Regions from separate parts of the Homo sapiens genome. Here all the other regions are linked to region 3. A link is a contact called in ENCODE Hi-C or POLR2A ChIA-PET data. All regions are on one chromosome and are shown on one strand. The core of a region is the stretch at or near the end of the contact, and the rest is flanking DNA. Distances in the headings are between cores, read along the strand shown. Region 1 holds the start of PLEKHF1 (pleckstrin homology and FYVE domain containing 1). Region 2 has its middle 22 kb from the start of PLEKHF1. Region 3 has its middle 19 kb from the start of POP4.

Region 1 (3,542 bases), core at 498-2,997, 78 kb before region 3:
GAAGGCCTTGGGAGGAAGTGAACTCACTCCAGCCTGAAGTCAGCTGTGCAAAGATCTAGGGGCAGAGCTCCGGTCCTGGGGAGCAGCTCAAGGTGGAATGGGTGAAGTCAGGCTGCGGAGGAAGGAGCGATGGGGCAAGGAGGACAGATGAGGTTGCAGTGCCGGCAGGAGACATCCTGCAGGCTCCCAGGCCAGCGTGAGGATGTGAGGTTTTCTCCATGTGCATTGAGACTGCAGCATCAGGCGCCAAGCCTCCTCTCCCTCCAGAGGGGCCGCCCCTGGGCTCTGTCCAGCCCTGTGATTCCTGGAAGGCCCTCCTCCGGGAAGAGACCGGTAATGAAAAACAAAGCAAAACAAAACTGGAAGTGCCGCCGACTGAGCACTTAGAGCTCACCAGGCACAAAGTTAAGCATATTACGTTCATTATTTCACTTAATCCTCACAAAAGCCCCCTTGGGGAAGGTACTTCCACCACATCAAAGTCACTGCCCAAGGTCCCTGCTGAGTGATCAGGAAGCTCGGCTCCAAAATAACCATGAGCTGTGGAAAGCTGCACTCAACCAGAGACCAAATCAGAACTCCAGAAGTCAGAGTCCAGCGGGTGTTGCCTGCGCTCCAAATGCCTGATGCCCACCCCATCCCGAGCAGGTCCGTCAGCTTGGCTGGGCTGTCCCACCCTCCAGGCCACACTGGCCAATCCCCCTTCCTTCCTCGGGGTGGGCTGGGTTGGGCAGGTCCCCTAGTTCACCCAGGGCTGCCTGGCCTGTGTTTTGGCAGCCCGGAGGGCTGACGTGTGCAGGGACGCAGGCCGAAGTCAGAGAGTCATCTCAGCTCACAACAGACTCCAGTGGGAACGACGCTGTGCAGAGGGACGATCCCAGCGCATTAGGGGACTACCTCCCCACCTCCTTGGCCTCTGACCCTCTCTGGCCAGGAGATACCAGAGGTGTTCAAATTCCAAAGGAGTGCTCCCCTTGGGCTGCAGAGATCAAGTTTCAGCGTGGCTCGGAACCTCTCTGCTTTCCCACCTGCAAAGAGGCTGACCACACCTCTGCCCTACACGGCCCGCCAGGTGTTGGGGAAACGAGAAAGGAGGGAGATTCCAGGCCGCCTCTCTCTGCGGGCCTGCTCAATAGTTTCCTCTCTGAGATGGGAGCAGTGCCCGACCCTGTTTCCCTTGGCAGCTCCCACCAAGAATCACAAACTCAACTGCTCCAGAGGAACTGGGACCCCAGCGCCCCCCGCCGCGCCCCTGCCCAGGGGGACAGTGGTCCCATCCAGGCCTCCAGACTGCAGACTGGGGCTGAGAAGAGAGGTCCCGGCGGCCACACGAGGCCAGGATCCCGGAAACACCACCAGCGACCGGGTGCGCTGAGACCCCTGCAGTCCCGGGTGGCCCGCGACCCCCTTACCTCCACCAGCTTACATCTGCGCGTTTCCCCGGGGATTCCGCCTCGGACGCTCTGACCCCTGACCGCTCTCCCCAGGCTCCCTGCAGGTTCACCCCGCAAGCCGCCCAGGAGCGCCCTTCCCAGGCCTCTTCTTGGGCTGGAGTCAGCGGCACTGCGCCCCGCCGGCCCAGGAGCCGCCAAGACCGCGCGGCGGGAGAGAGCTCGCTTGTCCGGGGGTGGTGATGGGAGACTCGCCTCATGCGCCTGCCCCGCGACCCGCAGCCCGGCCGGGGGACGGTGGGGGGACTCACCTTCTGCGCCGGCCCCGCGCCCAGCCCTCGAGTCCACACCGCAGTAGCCCGGGTCCCCGCCCGCTCCGCCCGGGTCCCGGCCAGCTCCGCCGGACACGCCCCCGCGGTGGCTCGGCCAATCGGAGCCCGGGAAGCGGGAGGGGCGGGGCTTGGGCGCGGCGCTCGGAGGGCGCCCGAGCTTGTGCGCGCTGCAGGTCCGGGGCTGGGCGGGACTGTCGCCCGTGTTTGACCCCCTGGCCCCGCCCGGCTTCCCTTTCCGCTCGCCGCTGCCCCACGCGGAGCGCGACTGCCGTCACCCGGTGGGACTGCGACCCTGGCCTTGGGCAGGGGTGGGGTGGGGGCGCCCGCGACTGCGAGACCTGCGGGACTTGGCGGGGAAAGGGGCAGTGGGAGGCTTGTGCCTTCTGGTGCCTCCGGCGGGCCTCACAGCACAGTCACCCTCAGCGGTCAATAATCGTAATATGAAAATGCAGCAGCACTTTATAACCTTTTTTTTTTTTTGAGACGGTGTCTCCCTCTGTCGCCCAGGCTGGAGTGCAATGGCGCGGTCACGGCTCACTGCAGCCTGCACAGAAATCATCCTGACCCCAGGAGAATTAGCCCACCAGGACCGGCTAGTTTTTGTATTTTTGTACAGACGGAGGTCTCACTATGTTGCCCAGGCTGGTCTCGAACCCCTTAGCTCAAGCCATCCTCTCGCCTTGACCTCCTAAAGTGCTGGGATTTCAGTAGTGAGCCACCGCACCTGGCCTATTTTAAGCTTTTTATAGTGGAAAATTTCAAACTGAAGGAAAGAGAATAGTCCAGGGGACCCTGGTGCCCGTCACCCAGGTCCAACACTAGCAGCAAGTTATGTCACCCCTGACTCAACCGCACCTGAGCCTCCTGTGCGGCTCAGAAGGAAATTCCCAGGCCTCAGTGCCCGGAGGCCTTCCTGGCCCTCCCTGGCCTCCTCCCCACAGGTCCTCTCAAATGGGCTTCTTCCTGTTCCTTAAAGCCTCAGGCCTTTGCTTCTACCTCCATCAGACCTCAAACTGTCACCTCCTCAGGGAGGCTGCCCTGGCCACCCAAAGCGGTTCCCTGTCTCCACCCCATCTCCCTCCACAGTCACCCGTGTTTGTAATTTTGCAAAGCATCTCCCAACCCAGAGTCCTCTCCTGAGGCCGCTCGTGGGATTCAGGGCTGCCTACCAGGCTGTGGCTTCTGTGGAATGCTCATAAACAAGTCATGCTGGTGGCTTGCCTCCCACCCAGGCTGTGAGCCCCACGGGCTAGACAGTAATTTCTTCTCGTGTTCAGACAGGACTTTCTTCTGGTTCACCCCTGCATACCGAGTGCTGAGAACGGGCAGCGCATAGGAGGAACGCAGTCCCTACCTGTCACATAGATGCAGGTTGTCTTGCCAAATAGAACTCCACCTGGGCACCCTGAGAGGGGTGGCTCAGGCCGGGGCAGGCCTGCTGGGCCAGGACCAGGTGAGAGGGGAGCAGCGGGGGGAGGGCTGATGGGCTGTAGGGCTGTGGGGCTGGAGCTAGAAGAGGTGCCTGCTCTCTTGGCAGGGGGCTATGGGCGAGGCTGTGAGGTGGGCCCAGTGCTGGAGACGGTCCTCTCCCAGCTGAGAAGGGAAGGGAAAGGGGGTGACGGAGGGGGAGGGAGAGGGGACAGGCAAGTGAGAGGGCCACCAGCTGTGGCCTTGGGGAGCCCCCTCCCCACTACCACTTCATGGCGCCCACCCACTACCGTTGCCCTCATCAGCAAGGACAGCTTTTATGAGCATTCAACAGAAGTCACCGCCTGGTAAGTAACCCTGAACCCCACAAGACCCGAATAATGTCTGTTTG
Region 2 (3,510 bases), core at 344-2,843, 100 kb before region 3:
AAACAAACCATGGAATGAGAGAAAATAACTGCAAATCATGTATCTGATAAGGGACTAGTATCTAGAATGTATAAAGAATGCTCGCAACTAAGCAATAAAAAGACAAACGTGGCTGGGCTTGGTGGCTCATGTCTATAATACCAGTATTTTGGGTGGCAGAAGCAGGAAGATTGCTTCTGCCAGCCCAGGAGTTCAAGACCAGACTGGGCAACATAATGAGACTCCATCGCTACAAAAAAAGAGGCAAATGTCCTAATTTAAAAGTGGACACTAAGCGCATGAGAAGAGGCTCAACACCATCAGCCGTCAAAACCACAATATACCACTTTTTCCCTACTAGGATGGTTAAAATAAAGAGAATAACAAGTATTGATGAGGTTGGGAAGAAATCAGAACCTTTGTACATTGCTGGTGGGAATGTAAAATGATGTAGCCGTTTTGGAAAACAGTTTGACAGCTTCTCAAAACGTTAAACAGAGTGACTGCATGACTCAGCAATTCCACCCCTAGGCATATACCCAAGAGAGTGGAAAACATATGTCCAGACAAAAACACACACACACCAGTGTTCACAAGCAACATTACTCACAATAGCCAAAAAGCATTACAACTAAATGTCCATCATCTGGTGAATAATAACAAAATGTGTAGAACATAGGATGGGCTATTACTCAGCCATAAAAAGGAATTGCATACTGATCCGCGCTAAACATGGATGAATCTTGAATATTATACTAAGGCCAGGCACGGGGCTTACGCCTGTGATCCCAGCACTTTGGGAGACCGAGGCGGGTGAATCACTTGAGGTCAGGAGTTCGAGACCAGCCTGGGCAACATGGTGAAACTCTGTCTCTGCTAAAAATACAAAAATTAGCTGGGCGTGGTGACGCATGCCTGTAATCCCAGCTCCTCGGGAGGCTGAGGCAGAAGAATCACTTGAACCCAGGAGGTAGAGGTTGCTGTCAGCCGAGATCGTGCCACTGTACTGCAGCCTGGGTAACACAGTGAGACTCCATCAAAAAAAAAAAAAAAAATTATACCGAGTGAAAGAAACTAGTCACAAAAGACCATGTATTGTATAATTCCATTTACATGAAATGTGCAGAAAAGGCAAATCCACAGAGGTGGAAAGTAGGTTCGCCGTTGCCAGGGGCTGGGAGGTGGGAGGAACGGGTAGTGACTCGTCATGGGTGTAGGGTTTCTCTGTGGGGTGATGAAACTGTTCTGAAATTGGATAGTGGTGATGGCTGCACAATCTTGTGACTACTAAAAACCACTGAGTTGGATACTCCAAAGAGGGGGCGGATCTTATGGGATGTGAACAATATCTCAAAAATGCTATTTTTTCAAAACCCCAAACTCGCTTTGGTTCCACTTCTCTCTCCCTTTGCATCAGCATTCCTCCGGTGAGTTTCTGTGCTTGCCGCTGCTAATCTGTCTCTTCCGTCCTCTCGTTCCTTTCCCGCAGGCATCTGCTCCCACCACCCCACCAAGATCCTTCATCAAGGGCACCACTGACCTCCACGTTCCTAAGCCCGAGGTCAGTTTCCAGTCCTCCCCTTCCTTGGTCCCTCCCTCCTGGCTGCGCCTCTGGCCCCAGGCTCTCCTGGCCTTCCCCTTGCAGCGGGACTGGCTGCTCCTTCTCCATCTCCTCTGCTGCTCCGACCTCCGATAGCTGACCTGCAGACCCTGGGGTGTCCCAGGGCTCATTTCTTGGAGCCTTCTCTTCCTATCCACACTCACCCAGCCCCTGACTTGCCTACTCACTGGTGACTCCCAAATGTGTTTGGGCAGCCTGGATTTTCCTCTGGCCCACTCAGCCTCTCCATATCTAGTAGGAATCTCCACCTTGTCATTAAAAAACAAAGTTCCTGCCCAGCATGGTGGCTCACAGCTGTAATCCCAGCACTTTGGGAGGCCAAGGCAGAAGGATCGCTTGAGCCCAGGAGTTCTAGACCCACCTGGGCAACACAGCTAGACCTCTACAAAAAAATAAAAAATAAATTAGCCGGGCATGGTGGTGCACCTGTAGTCCCAGCTACTTGGGAGGCCAAGGCAGGAGGATCGCTTGAGCCTGGGAGTTCTAGACCCACCTGTGCAACATAGCCAGACCTCTCCAAAAAAATAAAAAATAAATTAGCCGGGCATGGTGGTGCACCTGTAGTCCCAGCTACTCTAGAGGCTGAGGCGGGAGGATTGCTTGAGCCGAGGAGGTTGAGGCTACAGTGAGCTATGATGGCACCACTGCACTCCACTTCAGCCTGGGTGACAGAGCAAGCCCCTGTCTAAAAAAAAAAAAAGCTAAGTAAGACTGTGTGTGCCACACGCTGTGGCTCCTGGCATATCCCAGGCCCTCCGCCATCTCCTCTCCCCCTCACCTCTCTGCAGTCATCTTGGCACCCTCCGCCTCATTCACTGCTCTAGGCCCCTCCAGGCTCAGGAGGTTCCTACCCCAGGACATTTGCAGCTGCTCCTCCCTCTGTCTGGAATATTCTTCTCCCAAGTAGCTGCATAGCCCTCTGCCTCCCTTCCTTTAGGTCTTGACTCAATTTCACCTTTCCAGTGATGCCATGTCTGGCTGCTCCATCTGAAACCGTAGCCACCCAGCCCTCACCGTCTCTTCCCTTCTCTGTCATTACCCATAGCACTTACTACTCGCTAATACACTCTATTATATGTTTTTTTCCCCAAATGAGACAATCTATAGCAAGGGGAAGAATGTTGAGATAATCTTTTCAGCAAACACACAAGCCCCTCAGCAGAGCTGAACTAAAAAGGGCAGGCACGTGTATTTCCAAACAGTGTGGCCCCTCTTTGCTGGGAATCTTCCTAGTGCTGGAAAAGATGCAGATGCCACAGATATGAGAGACTCTAACACATTTTTTTTTTTTTTTTTTGTGATGGAATCTCGCTTTATCGCCCAGGCTGGAGTGCAGTGGTGCGATCTTGGCTCAATGCAACCTCCGCCTCCCAGGTTCAAGCAATTCTCCTGCCTCAGCCTCCCGAGTAGCTGGTATTACAGACATGCACCACCACACCCAACTAATTTTTGTATTTTTAGTAGAGACAGGGTTTCACCATGTTGGTCAGGCTGGTCTCGAACTCCTGACCTCGTGATCCACCCACCTCGGCCTCCAAAGTGCTGGGATTACAGGCCTGAGCCACCGTGCCCGGCCACTCTAACACACTTTCAGTTGTAGTTACTGTCTGTCTCCCTTCACTAGAGTGGACTCCCAGAGGGGAGAGATTTTTGTCTTATTTACCATTGTAGCCCCAGTGCTTGTAGGTACTCAAATATTTGCTGAATGAATAAATAAAATATTTAAAAGCTGGCGGGCAGTTTTCTCCTCTTTCATTTTTTGCACCAATGCCAACCTGTGCATGCCATAAATATGCTGACTGCCTCTTTGGTTTGGAACTGGGCCTAACACCCACACGATGTCAGTCTCAGGCACCCGCTCTGCCTGAATGCTGGAGGAACAGCTGCCCCTCCCGTCCCCAGACCGACCC
Region 3 (3,421 bases), core at 202-2,701:
GGAGTGTGGTGGTACAATCAATGGCTCACTGCAGCCTTAATCTCCCGGGCTAAAGTGATCCTCCCACCTCAGACTCTCAAGTAGCTAGGATCACAGGTGGGCACCACGACACCTGGCTAACCTCTTTATTTTTAGTAGAGATGGGGACTTGCTATGTTGTCCAGACTGGTCTTGAACTCCTGGCCTCAAGCAATCCTTCCACCTCAGCCTCCCAAAGTGCTGGGATTACAGATGTGAGCCACCATGCCTAGCCAACTCTGAAACTGTTGTAAAGCTGGGGGACGTGCCACTATATGTAGCCACCTGTGCATCAGGCAGACCTGAGAGATGGAGGGAGAGGCCAGGACTTGGAATTTCTGAGTTCTAGATACAGCTGCAGCTGCATCCAGCCCTATAAATCCCCCTTTGGCTTAAAGCAGTTCAGATTGCCAAGTTCTGTCAACCGTGAGAGATCTAGTAGATATACTTTGTAGAAATCATGTGGTTCTCACAATGAGATACCATTTCACACCAGTCAGAATGGCCACTACTAAAAAGTCAAAAAATAGCAGATGTTGATGATGCTGTAGAGAAAACTGATTGCTTGTACACTGTTGGTGGGAATGTAAATTAGTTCAGGCACTGTGGAAAGCAGTTTGGAGATTTCTCAAAGAACTTAAAACAGAACTACCATTCAACCCAGCAATTCCATTACTGGGTGTCTACCCAAAGGAATATAAATCATTCTACCAAAAAGACACATACACTCGTATGTTCACTGCAGCACTATTCACAATAGCAAAGACATGGAATCAACCCAGGTGCCCACCAACAGTGTACTGGATAAAGAAAAATATGATACATATACACCATGGAATACTATGCAGCCATGAAAAAGAACAAAATTAGGTCCTCTCCAGCTGGATGCAGCTGGAGGCCATTATCCTAAGTGAATTTTCTCAGAAACAGGAAACAAAATACTGCAAGTTTTCACTGATGAGTGGGAGCTAAATACTGGGGACTCATGGACATAACGATGGCAAACATAGACACTGGGGACTCCTACAGCAGGGAAGGAGGGGGGCAAGGGCTGAAAAACCACCTATTGAGTATTATGCTCATTACCTGGGTGATGGAATCAATCACATCCTAAACCTCAGCATCATAAAATATACCCATGTACCAAACCTGCACGTGTACGCCCTGAATCTAAAATAAAAGTTAAAAAAAGAAAAGAAAAAGAAACGAGATGTTTCCCCCTCTGCTATGTGGAACCTAATGCTTCAGGTACAGATGCTATGGAAGATGGATTTCTTTAGTGTCTTGTATGAGTCACAACACTTGGGTGACTCAAGGCAGCCCTAAACTGTGGTCTTGAGCACTGTGCACAGATGCCTGTGACCTCAGTGCATTTATGGGACTTCCTGCCACCAGCTATGAAAACAGTTCTCAGCATTGCAGGCTTGAGCTAGTGGGAACCAATCTGAGGCTGTGGCTAGGCTGCCTTCAGGCTAGCATGTGACCTGCCTGTGTGTTGTCAAACTCTCTTGGTAAATAGGGAGAGTGGTGGTTGGATCACAGACTTGTTATCTCATCTGAAACCTTTTCTACTTTGGCACTCATTTTCTTTTCTCCCGCCCAGGGCAAAACTCTTTCCCCTTCCCATCTCATGGTATCTTGCCCCATCAACTCTCTTCCTTCCCTGTCCCAGGCTCTATCTGACGATTCCCTTTTCTTCCTTAGACTGTTCACAGGCTTAAGACTTTGAAACTAAGAAATTTTGCCACTGCCTGCCCTGGTCTTCTGGTACTACTACTAGCTACTACTCTCCCTCCCTTCTCAACCAAGCTTTGTGAAAGTATGGTCTGTGCCATTCTTCCCATCTCATTCACTCACCCCACCTCAATCTTCTCTGGCAGAGGGGACCAGTTTGTCACATTAGCAAAACCAGTGGGGCCAGCACACACGAAGCAACAGTACAGGTGCACTCACAGCATGATGGCATCGTGCCTGGAGCCTGCCTTCCCAACATCATGCCCATAGTCTCTGGGGCATTAGGCACTGTGGATACTTTCAGCTTCTTGAAACTCTCCAAGCCCTGGTTTCCACGACCTCCTTCTTCAGTGAGTTCTCATGTATTTCTCACTTTCTTCTGCTTTCCCACATCATGTTCTCCTTTGTGTCTACCCTGCTCCAGTGGATTTTGTCTTTAAGATGCCATCATTCCTCTACTAGAAGCTCCCTCCAGCTGTGTTTTAGCTAACAGCTTTATGCATTTGCTTCCAAAATTTATCTCTGGTCGCAACCTCTCTCATTACTTACAACAGTTTGCTAGATATCTGCAGTTTGGTATTCTGCAGGAACCTCAAATTCAAAATGTCCAGAGTAGCCTTCTGCTTCTGGCTGTGATAAGGTAACAGGCATTGGATTTACCTGCCCATCATAAACAACTAAAAAAGCAGATACAATATTTGAAACAACTCTTTTTAGACATTGATCAAAAGGCAGCATAAGGCAGTGACTCATGAGAGAAAGGAAACAAATGGGATGAGGCCTGGATTGCCTGAGCTCACTGTCTGGAGCGAGATTCCAGGACAGGGATGGGGGTGTGCCTGGGTGTCCAGACAGAGTCTAGTGGTTTCTTTGAGTTGCAGAGACAGTGTGGTGTGGAGAGTGCTCAGAGATCTGCTGGTCCCACTCAGGTCTTCTGCTGAGTACCCATCAATGCCTGCATATGAGGAAGCTGCTTGAGGCCAGTGAAAAAACGCTGGAAAGAAAAAGGTAGAACAATTTCTGGAAATCACAAGGGCTGGGCTGGGTCATATTCCCAATAGTCAGAATGGAGAGACCTTGTAATACACAGGTAATCAGGAAAAACACTCAGCACCCCACAATTTAGATGAAGTGGGCAAAGTTTTTGAAAGACACAAATGACTAAAGCTTATTAAAAAAAGATAGATAACCCAAATAGCCCTATATCTATTAATGACATTAAATTTAGAGTTAGAAATCTTCCTTCAAAGAAAATTCCAAGCCCAGGTGGCTTGAGTCATTTGAGAAAGAAATAATGTCAATTCTACCCAAACTCTTCCAGAATATTAAAGATGAGGCAATACTTCCTAATTCATTCTATGAGGTCAGCATTACCACTAATCTCAAAACCAGAAAAAGGCACTATAAGAAAAGAAAACTACAGAGATTCCTCATAAACACAGATGCAAAAATTCTTAGCAAAATTTTAGCAAGTTGGTTCCAACAGAACTTAAAAAATCATGACCAAGGAGAGACTTGATGATAAATCAGTGTGATTCACTTTTACCAGGCTAAAAAGGAAAATCATATGCTTATCTCAACAGATACAGAAAAATCACTTGACAAAATCCAATATCCAATCATGATAAAAATCCTAAGTAAACTAGCAATAGAGAGAAATTTTCTTAGG

What was found. A loop is a pair of places that touch in the nucleus more often than their neighbours do. ChIA-PET counts read pairs that join two places held with the same protein, here RNA polymerase II (POLR2A). Pooled maps may share reads with other maps.
Region 1: a pooled map shows a loop between it and region 3 (2.3-fold over the local background). The contact joins the promoter of PLEKHF1 here to the enhancer-like site in region 3. A Hi-C loop is called at or near these places in 6 of 50 pooled maps. POLR2A ChIA-PET finds 5 or more read pairs at or near these places in 6 of 52 experiments (H1, K562, activated CD4-positive, alpha-beta T cell and 2 more).
Region 2: a pooled map shows a loop between it and region 3 (4-fold over the local background). The contact joins two enhancer-like sites. A Hi-C loop is called at or near these places in 6 of 50 pooled maps. POLR2A ChIA-PET finds 5 or more read pairs at or near these places in 4 of 52 experiments (H1, K562, activated T-cell and 1 more).

What each region holds. Positions count from the first base shown.
Region 1 is chr19:29,663,666-29,667,207 of GRCh38, reverse strand. PLEKHF1 (pleckstrin homology and FYVE domain containing 1) reads right to left here and starts at 1,747. Exons shown (of 2, transcript NM_024310.5): 1 at 1,703-1,747. It overlaps LOC105372353 (a long non-coding RNA gene), which reads left to right and starts at 1,953. Exons shown (of 7, transcript XR_935896.3): 1 at 1,953-2,001; 2 at 3,001-3,176. RefSeq lists enhancers at 640-689, 1,310-1,429, 881-1,434, 1,435-1,988 and a silencer at 1,510-2,179.
Region 2 is chr19:29,685,439-29,688,948 of GRCh38, reverse strand. No RefSeq gene overlaps it. Among named protein-coding and RNA genes, the nearest start is that of PLEKHF1, 22 kb to the right of the region's middle. Within about 2 kb of position 1,593, at least 3 of the 41 ENCODE cell types and tissues checked have a DNase peak (open chromatin) inside an H3K27ac peak, as active enhancers do.
Region 3 is chr19:29,585,746-29,589,166 of GRCh38, reverse strand. No RefSeq gene overlaps it. Among named protein-coding and RNA genes, the nearest start is that of POP4, 19 kb to the left of the region's middle. Within about 2 kb of position 1,451, at least 2 of the 41 ENCODE cell types and tissues checked have a DNase peak (open chromatin) inside an H3K27ac peak, as active enhancers do.